Regions from separate parts of the Homo sapiens genome. Here region 2 is linked to region 1. A link is a loop called in an ENCODE intact Hi-C map of the cell type or tissue named here. Cell type or tissue: endothelial cell of umbilical vein. All regions are shown on one strand. Each heading gives the region's core, and the rest is flanking DNA. Links, peaks and the distances in the headings are about the cores only.

What was found. A loop is a pair of places that touch in the nucleus more often than their neighbours do. Peaks named below come from ENCODE experiments on the same cell type or tissue, not always from the same donor. Only the 100,000 strongest peaks of a DNase experiment are listed, where the experiment ranks them.
Region 2: it touches region 1 in a loop (4-fold over the local background); 4 of 110 quality-filtered maps call a loop at or near these places.

Annotation. Positions count from the first base shown.
Region 1 is chr19:34,553,185-34,561,584 of GRCh38, reverse strand. It overlaps LOC105372374 (a long non-coding RNA gene), which reads right to left and starts at 6,091. Exons shown (of 4, transcript XR_935923.3): 1 at 5,739-6,091; 2 at 5,582-5,650; 3 at 5,113-5,159; 4 at 2,601-3,308. It also overlaps the pseudogene ZNF807P. In endothelial cell of umbilical vein, for the core only: CTCF peaks have their summits at 4,848 (motif pointing left) and 5,947 (motif pointing right); no DNase peak of the experiment used is centred there.
Region 2 is chr19:34,659,621-34,667,874 of GRCh38, reverse strand. The region is part of intron 1 of SCGB2B2 (secretoglobin family 2B member 2); the gene reads left to right. It also overlaps the pseudogene ZNF807P, the pseudogene SCGB1B2P and the pseudogene SCGB1B3P. Among named protein-coding and RNA genes, the nearest start is that of SCGB2B2, 13 kb to the left of the region's middle. RefSeq lists an enhancer at 3,506-4,006. In endothelial cell of umbilical vein, for the core only: a CTCF peak has its summit at 4,749 (motif pointing right); no DNase peak of the experiment used is centred there.

The DNA of each region.
Region 1 (8,400 bases), core at 112-8,111:
GGAGAACTTGAGAATATAAGTAAATATTAATAGAATTGATTATAAGCCATTTAATAAATTAAGAATGAGCCTGATTTCTGCCTCAGACCATGATCTAATGAAATGACCAGAATTTTTTCTTGCTTTCAACAAGAAGAAAACCAGATGCAATATATGAAAACAGTAACACAATTTTCAAGCATTGGACAAGAGGCAATGAAGGACTGGGATCTCAAGGAAGAAGATACAAAGTATGTGTGTGATAGCTAACCTTGTTTTAACCTGAATTGACTCTCCCTTAGCTGAGAGAGCCAGACAGACCCCATCTTGGCTCCTACACTTACAGCCCCTTACCCACCCCTTCCTCAAGGACTTAACTTATGCAAGCTGACTCCCAGCACGTCCAAGGATGCAATTAGCTGATAAAATACTGTGGCAAGCTATATCCACAGTTCCTAGGAATTCATCTGGTTGATAACACCCAAAGCCCCGCGTCTATCACCTTGTGAAAGATTTAAAGCCCTGCACCTGAAACTGTTTGCTTTCCTATAACCATTTATTCTTTTAACTTTTTTGCCTGCTTTACTTCTGTAAGGTTGTTTTCACTAGACTGCCTCCCTCCCCTTTCTAAACCAAAGTATAAAAGAAAATCTGGCCCCTTCTTCGGGGCTGAGAGAATTTTGAGCACTAGCCGTCTCTCGGTCACCAGCTAATAAAGGACTCCTGAATTCGTCTCAGAGTGTGGCATTTCTCTGTACCTAGCTCAGTTACAACATTTGGAGGCCCCAGCAAGATTTTTTTGTCACCGGGTGAGAGCCAGACTCATTCCAGGCTCCCCTGGACAGACAGCAGACTTATAGGGGAGGCACCACCAGAAGACGTTCCAGGGCCCCATAAGACCCTATCTTCCAGACGGGAATGGATCGACCACTGGTGTGTGCCCACAAAAATTCAACTCCTGAGTCCTCAGTTTCTGGTCCTGGGAAAGTAAGTCAGATCTGACTCTGTTTCTCTGGGAGGGAAACGGCTCTGACAAGGCCCTCCCTTTTTGACTCTGCCCACATTCCAGGACGCTGGAGGACAGAGTCCTGGTTTTCTGTTAGGCACCTCTGTGTCTCTCTGGGAGGGAAGCAGCCCTGACGATGGCCCTCCCTTGACTCTGCCCATGTTCCAGGACACTGGAGGACAGAGTCCTGGTTTTCTGTTAGGCCTCTCTGTTAAGACTAGTCTCTATCTCTCTCTCTCTTTCTCTCTCTCTCTCTCCCTCCCTCCCTCTTTCTCTATCTCTTCTCCTTCTCTCGTTCAGGTCTCCCGGAGACCTCTGTTTTGGAAAGGGAATAAGAAAACTGTTATAAACTCTGTGTGAATGAGTGCGTGAATGTGGAGTTCAAGGGCTTGCACTTGAATTTCCAGTATGTAGCTCCACGGTGAAAGCTACGGAGTTTGAATGGGCCCTCACCTGCAGTTCCGTGGTGACCTCTTAAGGCTTAAGGCAGCATCAGGCATAGCTCGATCCAAGCCAGGGGTTTATACCAGCCTGCCAATGCTAAGAGGAGCCTAAGTCCCCTCAGGGAGAGTGGCCAGATGGGCATCTGACTGATCCCATCACGGGCCCCCCTTCCTTTGTCTGTCTATTAAAAAATTGTCATAATTGTTTGTATGCCCCAGGGTCTATTGTCTTGTTTGGTAAAATTTCATATGTCAGGTCATCAATACTGCCCTAGACAACTGGGTAAGAACTTCTTCAAGGTCCTCAGTACTGATTTTCTATCACAGGAGGTCAAATTTCTCATCAATCATTTGGGTTGGCCATCCCAGTCCTGCCTTTTCTGTCAGAAACAAATCAGGTGTTGTTATGGGAAAGAGTGTGGGATTTCTGGCACCTTAAAGGTTGCTGGCATTTAGATTGCCATACCCCATGCCCAATTGACTGGACCACCTCCACATTAGACCGGTGGTGGATTCAAAATAGCCACCCCACAGACCTCCTTGCTCATCTTTTCTGTCATCCCATAACTTTTCCCGTGCCCATGGATAAGGCACTGTGCAGAGAAACCTACGCCCATACTGCTGTACTCTGTCCAGAGGTCTCAGGCGTGTCTCTTTGGGCTGTCAGGCCCAGGGGCGAGGCACGCCTCCACCAGTTTACAAAAGAAACAGCCTCCTTCCCCCATGGCAGGGGCTCCCTGACCTGTGGGCAAGGACTGGAGGGTGACGACGCCGGATCCCCTCCCCCGGCACCCCCTCCCCCGGGACCCCCTCAGGTGCCCGGCTCCTTTGCCTTCAGTTGTCAAAGCCCCTGACTTCCCAGAGCACCAGCGCATCCGCACCCAGCTCAGAATGCAAGGGCCCAGCCTGCTGCAGTGAACTTGGTCCCAGGCCAGGCTTCTGAGCTGGGCTTGCAGCGTCTGACAGGGCCTGGAGGCAGGGCGGGGGACCGCAGAGTGGCCCTGGTGACCCAGAGCTGCCCGGCATGGCTCCTCCTAGCCTGGAAAAATCCAAGTGGCCCCTTTTCCTCCTCATTCCCATCCTTTACCCTGCACATCTCATTTTCCTGTGTTGCAGCAAATCCAGTGTCTCCAAGACTTGGTTCTGTCCTCCCTTTTTCAACCCTTAAAAGAAAAGGCCAAGTTTGAACTTTTTGCCTTCAAGTCATGGAGACACCAAAGATATTTAGGCTATAGGACAAAAAGGAGGGGATCACGTAGGTCCCACTGGCCTCAGACCTGCCTCTTGTCCTCCCCCTAGATCTCAAAGCTTAAACAGACCGTCCTTATGTGGCAAGAAGTGTTGACTATGGTTGTTTTCCTTCTTCTTCTGGTTATAATACTTCTGTTCTTCTGATACTGCAGCCCCCCAGGTCTTGAATTTCTCTGTCTGTGCTGGGTTTAATATTTCTGCTGAAACCTTTTTAAATTGCCTCCAGAATGGGAAACTCTTCTTCCCAGCCTCATAAAGATTGGAGCCCTCTCCAATGTATGTTACAAAATTTCTCCCTAGGCTTCTCAGAGAATTATGGGGTCCACCTTAAAAAAGGCAAACTCCAGATACTCTGTGAAGTAGAATGACCACAGTTTGGAACCGTGTGGCCCCCAGAAGGGTCACTGAATCTCACAGCTCTTCAGGCTGTGTGGCGGGTCGTTGCTGGAACTCCCGGTCACCCCGATCCGTTTCCCTACATTGATCAATGGCTGAGATTGGTCCGGAGCCCTCCCCCTTGGCTCCGCTCATGTGCCATTCATAATCTTACCTCCAAGGTCATTTTAAGCGAGACCACACACTTTTGTCCGGATCCTCAGCTCCCTTGGCTCCTCCTGTATTGCCTCCCTCTGAAGAAGAGGAAAGTTTTCCTCACACAGTTCTGCCACCTTATAACCCTCCTGCTCCCCCAGAATCTCCCCTTGCCTCCTCAACTACATCTCCTGTGGCGTCCCCATCTATTGCCTCCTGATTGTGGCCATGGCAGGAGGAGGTAGCCCCCCTCCTCCCACTGAGAGAGGCACAAATCCCTCCGGGTGATGAGCGCTCAGCTCCATTCTTAGTTTACGTCCCTTTCTCTACTTCTGACCTGTACAACTGGAAGGCTCATAATCCCCCCTTCTTTGAAAAACCCCAGGTTCTGACCTCACTGATGGAGTCCATGCTCCAGACTCACCGGCCCACCTGGGATGATTGTCAGCAACGCCTTTTAACCCTCTTCATCTCTGAAGAGAGGAATTGTATCCGAAGAGAAGCCAGAAAGTATTTCCTTACATCAGCTGATAGACCAGAGGGGGAAGCCCAAAACCTCGTTAAGGAGGTTTTTCCCTCTACCCGGCCTAATTGGGATCCTAACTCCTCGGGTGGGAGGAGGGCTTTAGATGATTTTCACCGGTATCTCCTTGTGGGCCTCAAGGGAGCCGCTCAAAAACCCATAAATCTGTCTGAGACAACTGAAGTTGTCCAGGGGCCTGATGAACCTGGAACACTTTTAGAAAGTCTCCAGGAGGCCTATCAAACTTACACCCCTTTTGACCCGGCAGCTCCCAAGAATAGCCGTGCTATTAATTTGGTGTTTGTGGCTCAGGCAGCTACTGATAGTAAAAGAAAATTACAAAAGCCGGAGGGATTTGCTGGAATGAACAATAGCCAGCTTTTAGAAGTAGCCCAGAAAGTTTTTGACAATCGAGAGTCTGAAAAACGAAAACAGGCAGCTGAGGCAGCTGAAAAAGCTGCTGATAAAGCATCCAAAAGACAAGCAAAAATCTTAGTGGTGGCCATCCAGGAAGCCAAAAAGTAAGGGCCCCCATCACAGAGGAATAGCCAGGGAACCCCGGGTCCCAGCCAAAAGGGCAAGAAAGGTGAGCGGGCTCCCCTGGAGAAAAACCAATGTGCTTATTGCAAGCAGATAGGACACTGGAAGAAGGAATGCCCATTAAAGCCAGAGCAAAAACCAGAAAAGAAAAAGGTCCTCACCCTCCCCACAGCGGAGGAGTCTGATGACTGATGGGACTGGGGCTCCCTTTCACTTGGCCCCCAGGAGCCCATGGTGACCGCTACAGTGGGGGGCCAGCATGTATACTTCCTAATAGATACTGAGGTGGAACACTCAGTACTGCAGACACCCTTAGGCAGTGTCTCTAATAAAAGAGTAGCTGTACAAGGGGCAACAGGAGCTATTCAGGAATATCCTGTCACCCACTCATGATAAGTGAGTTTAGGAAAGAAAAGAGTAACTCACTCATTTCTTGTAGTCCCAGAGTGCCCCCTTCCCCTTCTCAGATGAGACCTGCTCCATAAGTTACAGGCTTCTATCTCTCAGCCCAGCAGGCTCACTTCACGTTAGGGGACACAACGCCCCCTACTGCCCAACTCCTGCTAACTACCCCTCTGTCAGAGGAATATCTTTTGGTTTCACCATCACAACCATTGGAGAATAAAACAAATTCTCTCCTCCTATTAGACCTACAGACTGTTTCCTCGAGTCTGGGCTGAGTCAAACCCCCTGGGATAAGCAAAGCATCATCTGCCAGTAGTTGTAGAACTTCTGGCCACTGCCCTGCCAGTCCAGATAAAACAGTATCCTATGAGTCAGCAGGCTAGAGAGGGGATAAATCTCCATATTCAGTGACTGCTACAAGCTGGCATACTCACACCATGTCAATCCACCTGGAATACTCCATTTTTGCCGGTCCAGAAACCTGGAACAAATGATTACCAGCCTGTGCAGGACTTGAGGGAGGTTAACAAGTGGACAGTTACCATCCATCCAACTGTCCACAATGCTTATACTTTACTCAGCCTGCTCCCACCAGAACATACAGTATACACTGTCCTTGACTTAAAGGATGCCTTCTTTGCTATTCCTCTGGCCCCCAAAAGCCAACCTATCTTTGCTTTTGAATGGACAGATCCTGGCTCAGGAGATACCACCCAATTAACTTGGACTCAGTTACCTCAAGGCTTTAAAAATTCCCCCATCCTTTTTGGGGAAGCCCTCCAACAGGATCTTATACCATTCTGAGCCAGTCACCCCAATTGTACTATTCTTCAGTATGTAGATGACTTATTGGCTACTGAAACTACTGACAGCTGCCTGCAACATACTAGGGACCTACTTTACCTCCTTCAGGTGCTCAGGTATTGGATCTCGGCCAAAAAGGCCCAGCTTTGTCTTCTTAGAGTGTCCTACCTAAGGTACAAGATAAAGAAAGGAAAAAGGGCACTCACCAGTGTGAAGCCATCCTGTGAATCCCCACTCCCACCACCAAGAGACAGACCTTACTATACCTGTCCATGACTGCCAAGAACCGTTGGAGACTACGGAATCTGGCCGACCTGATCTCCAAGAGGTATCTTTAAAGGAGGCAGAAGCCACCGTGTTTAGAGATGGTAGCAGCTTCCTTGAGCAGGGAGTTCAAAAGGCTGGTGCTGCCATCACTACAGAGATGGATATACTGTAGGCCCAAGCACTGCCAGCAGGTGGCTGTAATTCACTGCAAAGGACATCAAAAAGAAGACATGGCCATTGCCCATGGTAACCAAAAAGCAGACTCTACAGCCTAGGAGGCAGCTCGTCTCCCTGTTGCACCTCTGACCCTGCTGCCTGCAGTGTCCTTTCTGCAACCTGACTTGCCAGATCACCCAAAATATTCCCCAGAGGAGGAAAAACAGGCTTCGGATCTTCAGGCCAGTAAAAATCAGGAAGTCTCTCCAACAGGTACAAGACATCATCCAGCCGCTTGTCCGGGGAGCTCACCCCAATCCAGTTCCTGACTAGACGGGGCCCTACCACTCTTTCCAGCCGGGTGACCTCATGTACATTAAAAAGTTCCAGAAAGGACTCATTCCTGCCTGAAAAGGACCTCATACTGTCATCCTCACCACACCAACGGCTCTGAAAGTAGATGGCATTCCAGCTTGGATTCATCAATCTCACATCAAAAAGGACAACAGAGCCCAACAAGAAACATGGGTCCCCAAGCCTGGGCCAGGCCCCTTAAAACTGCCCCTAAGTCAAGTGAAGCCATCAGATTAATTCTTTTTATTTACCTCTATTGTTTGTTTCCACCTATTATGCCTTCTGCCCCATCCTACTCTTTCCTCCTCACTTCTTTCACAGCAGGATGTGTGTTTGCAAACACTACTTGGAAGGCAGGAATCTCAAGGAAGTCTCTTTTACAGTTGATTTATGTACTTTGTTCCCAGAGCCTGCCCATACCCATGAAGAACAATGCAATCTGCCAGTCATAGGAGCAGGTATCGTCGACTTTGCTGTGGAATTTGGACACTCCAGAAGCCAGACTGGATGTGGAAACTCCAAAGGTGCAGAAAAAGGACTTCAGAATGTTGACTTTTACCTCTGTCCTGGAAATCACCCTAACTCTAGTTGTCAAGATTCTTACCAGTTTTTCTGCCCTGACTGGACATGTGTAACTTTGGCCACCTACTCTGGGGCATCAACTCGATCTTCAACCCTTTCCATAGCTCGTGCTTCCCGTCCTAAGCTGTGTACTAGGAGAAATTGCAATCCTCTCACTATAAACATCCATAATCCTAATTTAGCTCAATGGTATTATGTCATGTCATAGGGATTAAGGCTTTATATCCCGGGATTTGATGTTGGAACTATGTTCACCATCCAAAAAAAATCCTCGTCTCATGGAGCCCTCCTAAGCCAATCAGGCCTTTAACTGATTTAGATGACCTTATGTTCCCAAAACATCCAGACAAGGTTGATTTAACTGTCCCACTGCCATTCCTGGTCCCCAAACCTCACCTGCAATGACAGCACCTCCAACCCAGCCTGATGTCCATTCTAGGTGGGGTACATCACCTCCTCAATCTCACCCAGCCTAAACTAGCCCAAGATTGTTGGTTGTGCCTAAAGGACAAACCCCCATATTATATTGGATTAGGAGTAGAAGCCGCACTTAAAATTGGCTCTCTTTCTTGTTGTACATGCCCCCATGCCCTCCCATTAGGAGATACGTCTGGAAACACTTCTTGTCTAATTAGCACCGGATATAACTTATCTGCTTCTCCCTTTCAGGCTACCTGTAATCAGTCTATGCTTACCTCCTTAAGCACCTCAGTCTCCTACCAGGCACCTAACAATACCTGGTTAGCCTGCACTTCAGGTCTCACTTGCCACATCAATGGAACTAAACCAGGACCTCTCCTGTGTGTGTTGGTTCATGTACTCCCCCAGGTCTACGTGTATAGTGGGCCAGAAGGATAACTTCTTATTGCTCCCCCTGAATTACATCCCAGGTTTTGCCGAGCCACCCCACTCCTTGTACCCCTCCTGGCTGGCCTTAGCATAGCTGGATCAGCAGCCATCAGCATGGCTGCCCTGGTTCAGGGAGAAACTGGACTAATGTCCCTGTCTCAACAAGTAGATGCTGATTTAAGCAATCTCCAATCAGCCATAAATATACTACATACCCAAGTAAAATCTCTAGCTGAAGTAGTTCTTCAAAACCGCCGAGGCTTAGATCTGCTATTTCTCTCCCAAGGAGGGTTATGTGCCACTCTAGGAGAGAGTTGTTGCTTCTGTGCCAATCAGTCTGGAGTCATAAAAGATACTCTCCAAAAAGTTTGAGAAAACCTAGACAGGCACCAGCAAGAACGAGAAAATAACACCCCCTGGTACCAAAGCATGTTTAACTGGAATCCATTGCTAACTACTCTAATCACTGGGTTAGCTGGACCCTTTCTCCCCTATTGTTAGGCTTAGTCTTTGAGCCTTGTATGTTAAATTGGTTTCTTAATTTTGTAAAACAACATATAGCTTCTGTCAAGCTTATGTACCTTAAAACCCAATATAACCCCCTGGTTATAACCGAGGAATCAATGGTTTGATTCCCCAAAAACACAAGTGGGGAATGTGATACCCAACCTTGTTTTAACCTGAATTGACTCTCCCTTAGCTGAGAGAGC
Region 2 (8,254 bases), core at 1-8,000, 110 kb before region 1:
TGTGAGCAGCAGGGGAAGCTCCACCCAGGGCCCTAGTGAGTATGGGTGTGGGGGGAGGGGCACGTGGGTGGCCCGGGTCAGTGTCAGGGTGGGCTCCCCCCATCCCACCTTCCCGTTACAGGAGGAGGGTCTCCAGGTTCTTGCTGTTTTGAACAAAGAATTGGGGAAAACGCACAAACAAAGCAAAGAAAGAATTAAGCAACAAAAGCAGAGACTTAACTGAAAGTGAAAGTACACTCCAAACCGGGAGCAGGCCCAAGCATAAGGGCTCAAGAGCCCATTTAGAATTTCCTGGGGTCTAAATACCCTCTAGAGGCTTCCCATTGGTTACTTGGTGTACACCCTATGTAAATAAAGTAGTGGCCCGCAATCAGCCCCAATTAGCACAGCAGGAGTGGGAGGAGGGGCAGCAGCAGGGCAGGAGCTGGGGAGGGTGGGGCCCCGGGCCCAGGTTCTCCTGGGCCGGACAGGCTGCCTGGGCAGAGATTCGAGGTGCCTGTGGATGGTGTCACTTCAGTACCGTGTAGGCACCCTGGTTGTTGATTTCTTCCTGTGGGGAGGGGTGGGAGGCTGAAGGGAGGGGTCTTCTGGGAAGGAGGGATAGGATGGGGTTGACAGCAGAGGTTGAGTATCAGAGGGCGGAGACCCAGCGCCCTGAGGTCTTTTCCCTGGGCAGCTGCCCGTCTGCAGGGACATTGCTTGGTGAGAGGTGGGGAAGTGTTTGGGTGGAGAGAGAGGCTCTCAGGGAACAGAGTCCCTGATCTCAAAGGAGGTCAAGGGCTGTGAGGAGGCGCTGGTGGCCGGGCCTGCTGCATGACGGCCTGTCCCTCCTCGGGGGTCGTGGTGTTGGTCACCATGTCCTTGAGTTTGGAGGGTGTGTTTCTTTCCAGCTCCGTGGGATGATATCTGTTGACAGAATCCATGTAGGTGTCCTTGTCCTCGGTCAGAAACTGGTTCATGACGGTCACGAGCTGCGGGCATAGTTTCTTGGGATCTGCAGGGAGAGTAGGAGCACGTGAGCAGGGAGGGGTGGGTACCCCAGGGCTGCAGCGCAGCCCAGGGTCTCCTGGCAGGGCCTACCCACGAGCAACAGCAGCAGCAGGAGGCCCAGCAACGCCAGGGCTCAGGTGGGCGCCATGCAGTGCGGGGTCAGGGCCGACTAGGGTGTGGGTTACACTTGGGGTGGTGCGGAATCCTCTCCCTCTGGCATTTGGGGAGATGGGGTCTTTAAACTCAGGGTCCTGGGGGCAGGCCCGGTGGGCGTGGCTTGGCTGGGACCTGGAGAGTCGGGGAGAGGTGGAGTTTCTGGTGGCCCAGTGGGCGCAGCAGGTGGCATCTGCCAGGTACCCGCCCCCTTCCTGTCCGGTGGTGCAGGATCTAGGTGGCTGTGCACTGCAGGCATCCATGTGCACTGGGACCCGCAGGTGGCCCAGTGGCCTGTCACATTGTATGTGGGGCGAGAGGCTTGGGTGCACATGTGTGAGAATGGGATTGTGTGTGTGTGAGTAGAATGCGCTGTCGGGAGTGTGTGGGGTGTTTGGTACCTGAGGTTGGGGTGTGTGACTGTGTGGGACAAGCGTCTGTGATTATCTGAATATGCGGGTGTGATTGTGGCTGGGACCGGCCTTGTGGCTGCCTCTGCCCTCCTTGTCTGAGAGAGACAGGGAGACATTGAGAAAGCCTGGTGTGGGGACCCTGTGGGACAGGGACAGGGGACCCCTCTGCACTTTGTACAATCTGGGGACCCTCCCCAAGGGGAAAAGCCAGCTACAGTGGAAAAGCACTGGCTGAGTGGGCTTCGTCCTGGGGAGAGAGGCTGGGAGACTGCAGCTGAAAGGTGTGGGCTCCAGGAGGGCCGCAGGGGGCTGAGCATCAGGGTCAGGGAACAGAGGACCTGGGAGCAGAGGGCCGCCCTCCCTCCATCTTCCTTCCTTCTCTGGACCCCAGAGCACTGTGTCCCCTTCCCACTTGCACAGCTACAGGTGGAGCCAGCTGGGGGGCTTTCTAGAGGGAGTGGGGTCCTCTGAGGGCCAAGAGGGCCAGGTCCCTGAGGACCTGAGGCCCCTCTGGGCCTCCCAGGGCTGGGCCTGTGGCTCTGACCTGCTTTGTCCTGGGAGGGACATGCTCAGTGGTGGGGTTTGTGTAGCTGTCACTCACTCACCTGCCTGTGCCCAGCCACTCACCTCTCACTCCCATCAGCCCCACCCAATACACACGTGGGCCCTCAACTGCCATGAGGGGTAGTTCCTGCCTGTGTCACACACATCCATCCCACCCACCACACTGCAGGTTACAGGACTGCCCCACAAGTGCCACCATGCCCGCATGAGGTCACCTGCATGACATGACCAGATCGTGCACTTTCTGTGCCAGGGCCAGGGCAAGCTTGCACTTTCAGCCTTGGGGACATGGGGGATGGTGGTGGCTGGTGGCCAGGGAGTCACCAGGCTGGAGACATCATCTACCTCCAGGAGAGGGTTGATATCAGACATCTCCCGTGCACCACTTTGAGCCACCTCAGCCTCACTTGGGACTCTGGCTGGCACTGGGACCAGCAGTTCCATGAAGGTTTAGACCATCTCTAGGCTTAGGAAGGGCCTCCCTTGTCATCACTGTGGTCCAGGCTGCACGCCTTGTGACCAAGGGCTCTGGACAACAGATGCAGCCAGCCAGAGTGTGTGGGTGAGGGGCCTGGGCACAGGAGGGACGCAAGGCCTGCACTCTCATGGCCACCATTTCAGAGGGAGGACAGCAATTGTTTGGGTTTGTCCTGTGAGCGGTGGCAGAGAGCAGGGCCCAGGGCAGGTCCAGGGTCAGAAAGGCATCCCGTGCTGCAGCCTTGGGGCCACCAGGTACATGATGGGGCCGGTGTGGGGGCGTCCCCTGTGCCAAACACCTGGGCAGGAGGTGCCCTGGGGTCAGTGGATGGGTCAGGGCATTTGCAGGATTTCTGGTTTCTGTTAGAAATGCATGTCCTGGAGGATGAAGAAAGAGGGGAGGGGGTGGTTGGGAGGGAGATACAGCTCCCGCTGCTTCCTGGCCTCTAAGTGGGGGTGATGGGTGGGTGAGTGGCAGAGGGGTCAGCGGGAGCTGCAAGGCTGAGCCAGGGAAAGGGAGGCAGCAGGGATGCAGGCCTTGCCTGAGGCTGACTCAGGGCTAGGGCTTCTCAGTGGCCGGGGCCCTAGAGCTTCCGGACAAGGAGTTTGCTGGAACAGTGACACAGCACACAACACAGCACAACTGGACACAACACAACCTGGCACAGCAGAGCACCATGCAGTGCACTGGGCTGCAGTAGAGCGTGGAGTGGGGTCTGTGGGACCCAGGGAGTCATGGAGCAAACTGACCTGAGCCACGTCCCTCAGCCAAGGCACAGGCACCTGGCCTTGAGCCACCTACTTGCTTGTGACACCCTCATGCCCTGGTGTCCCTGGGCAGGGCTGGGGCTGCTGTCCAAGGTGAGGTCTGACTAATCCCCTGCCTCTAACCCCCAGTTTTGGGAACTTGAGCATCTTCTAAGGGACCCAGTGGTGCTGTTGGGATTTCTGGGCACCTGGCCACACTGGCTCCCACTGTAGTCTGGCCTTGGGGCCTGCATGGCCTCTGCTTATTGAGCCCTGTCGTTCTCTGCCAGGGACCGTTGGCCCTGTGGCCAGGCTGGCTCCTGGAGAATGGCCTGTCCCCAAAGCCTCCCAGCTCAACTGCTTTGCTTTTCTCCCGCACTGGGAGGTGGGAGCCAGGTTGACACTAGGGGAGGAGCTCCCTCAACTGTGGGTTCACCTTAGGGTTGTGGGCAGGGTTTTGGGAGATGAGACTTTCTGGATAGGGGCTGGAGGTCAACAGCGTGCTGAGTGGGGAGTAGTCCCTTAGCAGAGGTGTCCCATGGGGGAGGGGTGGGGTGGGCGGGGAGGACAACCCGGCTGTGGAGGAGCTGGGGCAGGCAGGTTACACGGGTGCAGCTCACACTCCCTCCTTCTCCCCATTGTCTCTTCCCCCCAGTCCTCTCCTGTCTCTTCCTCCCTGCCCTGTTCTTTCTCTCTTTCCCCTCTGCATCTCCATCTTCTTGTCTCTTTTTCTTTATTCATTTATCCTCCCCTTCACTTTCCCTTTCTCCCTTTCCCTCCTCCCATGGCCTCTCATCTTTCTATTGTGACATATGACACAAATACAGACTAGGACACACCATATAAACTGTATCTTAAGTGATGTCTGTGATGCAAACCTCACAATACCCCTGCAGTTGAAGAAAGGTCATGGTGAGCTCCTCCCGGCACCAGCCTCACTGCCTAGAGTTGACCCCTGTCCTGACTTTGTGGTTTTCTGTTATTTTAGTGGATGGTTTTGCTACCTGAACATCTGCACATACAGTAAACATTAATTTTGGCTTTTTATAATTTTTATGGCCGTAGTCATCGTGTGTGTTCTCCTGTATCTTACTTTTTTGTTCAACATTGCTGTTGCTATCAATCCACATTGCTGTCTTTATGGTTTAAAAAATCTGCCATTGTGTACTGATTCTATTATCATGAACAACACTATAGGGAGCTTTTATGTGTGGATGTCCTGGCACACATTTACATTCACATTTGTTAGGGTTTGTGCCCATGTGTGGAATTTTAGGTGATAAGATATTCATATTCTTGACTGTTCTAGGAAACAGGAAACCTTTGAAGCAGTTGTACAATGCACACCCCCAGCCACACTGTAGTATTTCCTACTGCTCTAGATCGCCACAAGGTGGCATTGTCAGTGTCGTGTGAACCATCTGGTAGGCAGGTGTCAGGGGCGTCGGCATCTCATTGGGTTTCCATTTGCATTTTGTGGTGTAATGAGGTTGAGGCCTCTTCATATGTTTATCAGTCATTTAGTGAAATGTGAGTAGAAGGCTTTTTCCGCACTTTTATTGTTTTTTTTTGTTTGTTTGTTTGTTTGTTTGTTTTTTTGGAGACAGGGTCTCTCTCAGCCGCCCAGGCTAAAGTACAGTGGCATGATCTCGGTTCACTGCAGCCTCAACCTCCTGAGCTCAAGCGATCCTCCTGTTTCAGCCTCCTGAGTAGCTGGAACTACAGGCACATACCACTGTGCCTGGCTAATTTTTGTATTTTCAGTAGAGACGGATTTCACCATGTTGCCCAGGCTGGTCTTGAACTCCTGTGCCTTGGCCTCCCAATGTGCTAAAGGAGTTCTTTATATTTTCTTGATAAGAGCCCTTGTTTGGTTATTTGTGGGAAATGTGTTCCCCAACACTGTGGATCAGCTTTGTATTTTCCTTATGGTTTTTAATGAGCAGAAGTTTAAAGTTTAATATAATTAAATTTATCAATGTTATACTTTATGCTTCATGTTGTGTGTGTGTGTGTGTGTGTGTGTTGTTTAAAAAACATTTTTATCTCTTTATTGTTATTTTTAATATGGTTTTATTCCTTTGGAAAAAAGATTCTCATGTCATGGTCATAAAGATATTCTTCTACATAAAGATTTGTAAAGTCTTTATTGTTTTGGATTGCCCATTGAGGTCTCTAAAGTACATGGAATGGACTTTTACGTGAAGTGTGGGTAAGAACTCCCTTTCTTTTTAATTATATAGATTCCCTGCTGTCCCAGTTTAGGACAGGGTTGTGTAATCTTTTGGCTTCCACGGGCCACACTGAAAGAAGAAGAATTGTTTTGGGTCACACATAAAATACACTAACATGGCCCGGCGCGGTGGCTCACACCTGTAATCCCAGCACTTTGGGAGGCCAAGGCAGGTGGATTACGAGATCAAGAGATTAAGACCATTCTGGCCAACATGGTGAAAGCTCCTCTCCACTAAAAATACAAAAAAATTAGCTTGGAGTGGTGGCACACACATGTAGTCCTAGCTACTTGGGAGGCTGAGGCAGGAGAATTGCTTGAACCTGGGAGGCAGAGGTTACGATGAGCCGAGATCAGGCCACTGCACTCCAGCCTGGTGACAGAGCAAGACTCCATCTCAAAAAAATTAAATTAAATTAAAAAAAAATACACTAACACTAACAATAGCTAATGAGCTAAAAAAAAAAATCACAGAAAAACTCATAATGTTTTTAAAAAGTTTACAAATTTGTGTTGGGCCACATTCAAAGCTGTCCTGGGCTGCATGGGGCCTGCAGGCCGCAGGTTGGACAAGCTTGGTTTAAGAGAAGATGGCCCTTATTCCATTATTCTCAGTGTCCCTTTTGTCAACAACCAAGTGCCCCATAGAGGGACATAGTTTGCTTCTGGGTTCCCTATTTCATGTCGCTGGTCTCTTTGTCTGTCTCTATGCCAGTGTGGCACTGCGTTGAGTACACACTAAAGCTTTACTTAGTTCTTGACTCTGGCAGAGGGAGTCCTTCTACTTTGGCCTTGTTCCTAGAATGTCTTTGCTGGTTTTGGCCCTCTACAGTGCCAGATGTTTAGAAACAGCTTTTTGAATTCAATTTGGAGAGAACTGAAATTTTGATAATATTGAATATTCCTCTCCATAACACTGGTACATGTTGCCATTTATTTTGGTCTCCCTTATTTTATCACAATAATTTTTTACATATGTATTTCTTTTTTTTAATGTCATTGCACGTTTATTTATTTATTTTTTTATTATACTTTGAGTTCTAGGGTACATGTGCATAACATGCAGGTTTGTTACATAGGTATACATGTGCCATGTTGGTTTACTGCACCCATCAACTCATCGCCTACATTAAGTATTTCTCCTAATGGTATCCCTACCCCAGCCCCCCACCCCCGACAGGCCCCGACATGTGATATTCCCTGCCCTGTGTCCATGTGTTCTCATTGTTCAACTCCCACCTATGAGTGAGAATATGTGGTGTTTGGCTTTCTGTCCTTGTGATAATTTGCTGAGAATGATGGTTTCCAGCTTCATCCATGTCCCTGCAAAGGACATGCACTCATCCATTCTTATGGCTGCATAGTATTCCATGGTGTATATGTGCCACATTTTCTTAATCCATTCTATCATTGATGGACATTTGGGTTGGTTCCAAGTCTTTGCTATTGTGAATAGTGCTGCAATAAACATATGTGTACATGTGTCTTTATAGTAGAGTGATTTATAATTCTTTGGGTATATACCCAGTAAAGGGATCGCTGGGTCAAATGGTATTTCTAGTTCTAGATCCTTGAGGAATCGCCACACTGTCTTCCACAATGGTTGAACTAATTTACTCTTCAACCAACAATGTAAAAGCATTCCTATTTCTCCACATCCTCTCCAACATCTGTTGTTTCCTGATTTTTAATGATCGCCATTCTAACTGGTATCTCACTGTGGTTTTGATTTGCATTTCTCTGATGACCAGTGATGATGAGCATTTTTTCATATATCTGTTGGCTGCATAAATGTCTTCTTTTGAGAAGTGTCTGGTCATATCCTTTGCCCACTTTTTGATGGGGTTGTTTGCTTTTTTCTTGTAAATTTGTTTAAGTTCTTTGTAGATTCTGGATATTAGCCCTTTGTCAGATGGGTAGATTACGAAAATTTTCTCCAATTCTGTAGGTTGCTTGTTCACTCTGATGATAGTTTCTTTTGCTGTGCAGAAGCTCTTTAGTTCAATTAGATCCCATTTGTCTATTTTGGCTTTTGTTGCCATTGCTTTTGGTGTTTCAGTCATAAAGTCTTTGCCCATGCCTAGGTCCTGAATGGTATTGCCTAGGTTTTCTTCTAGGGTTTTTATGGTGTTAGGTCTTACATTTAAGTCTTTAATCCATCTTGAGTTAATTTTTGTATAAGGTGTAAGGAAGGGATCCAGTTTGAGCTTTCTACATATGGCTAGCCAGTTTTCCCAGCACCATTTATTAAATAGGGAATCCTTTCCCTGTTGCTTGTTTTTGTCAGGTTTGTCAAAGATCAGATGGTTGTAGACATGTGGTGTTATTTCTGAGGGCTCTGTTCTGTTCCATTGGTCTATATATCTGTTTTGCTACCAGTACCATGCTATTTTGGTTACTGTAGCATTGTAGTATAAAGTCAGGTAGCATGATGCCTCCATCTTTGTTCTTTTTATTTAGGATTTTCCTGGCTATGCAGGCTCTTTTTTTGTTCCATATGAACTTTAAAGTAGTTTTTTCCAATTCTGTGAAGAAAGTCATTGGTAGTTTGATGGGGATAGCATTGAATCTATAAATTACCTTGGGCAGTATGGCCATTTTCACGATATTGATTCTTCCTACCCATGAGCATGGAATGTTCTTCCATTTGTTTGTGTCCTCTTTTATTTCACTGAGC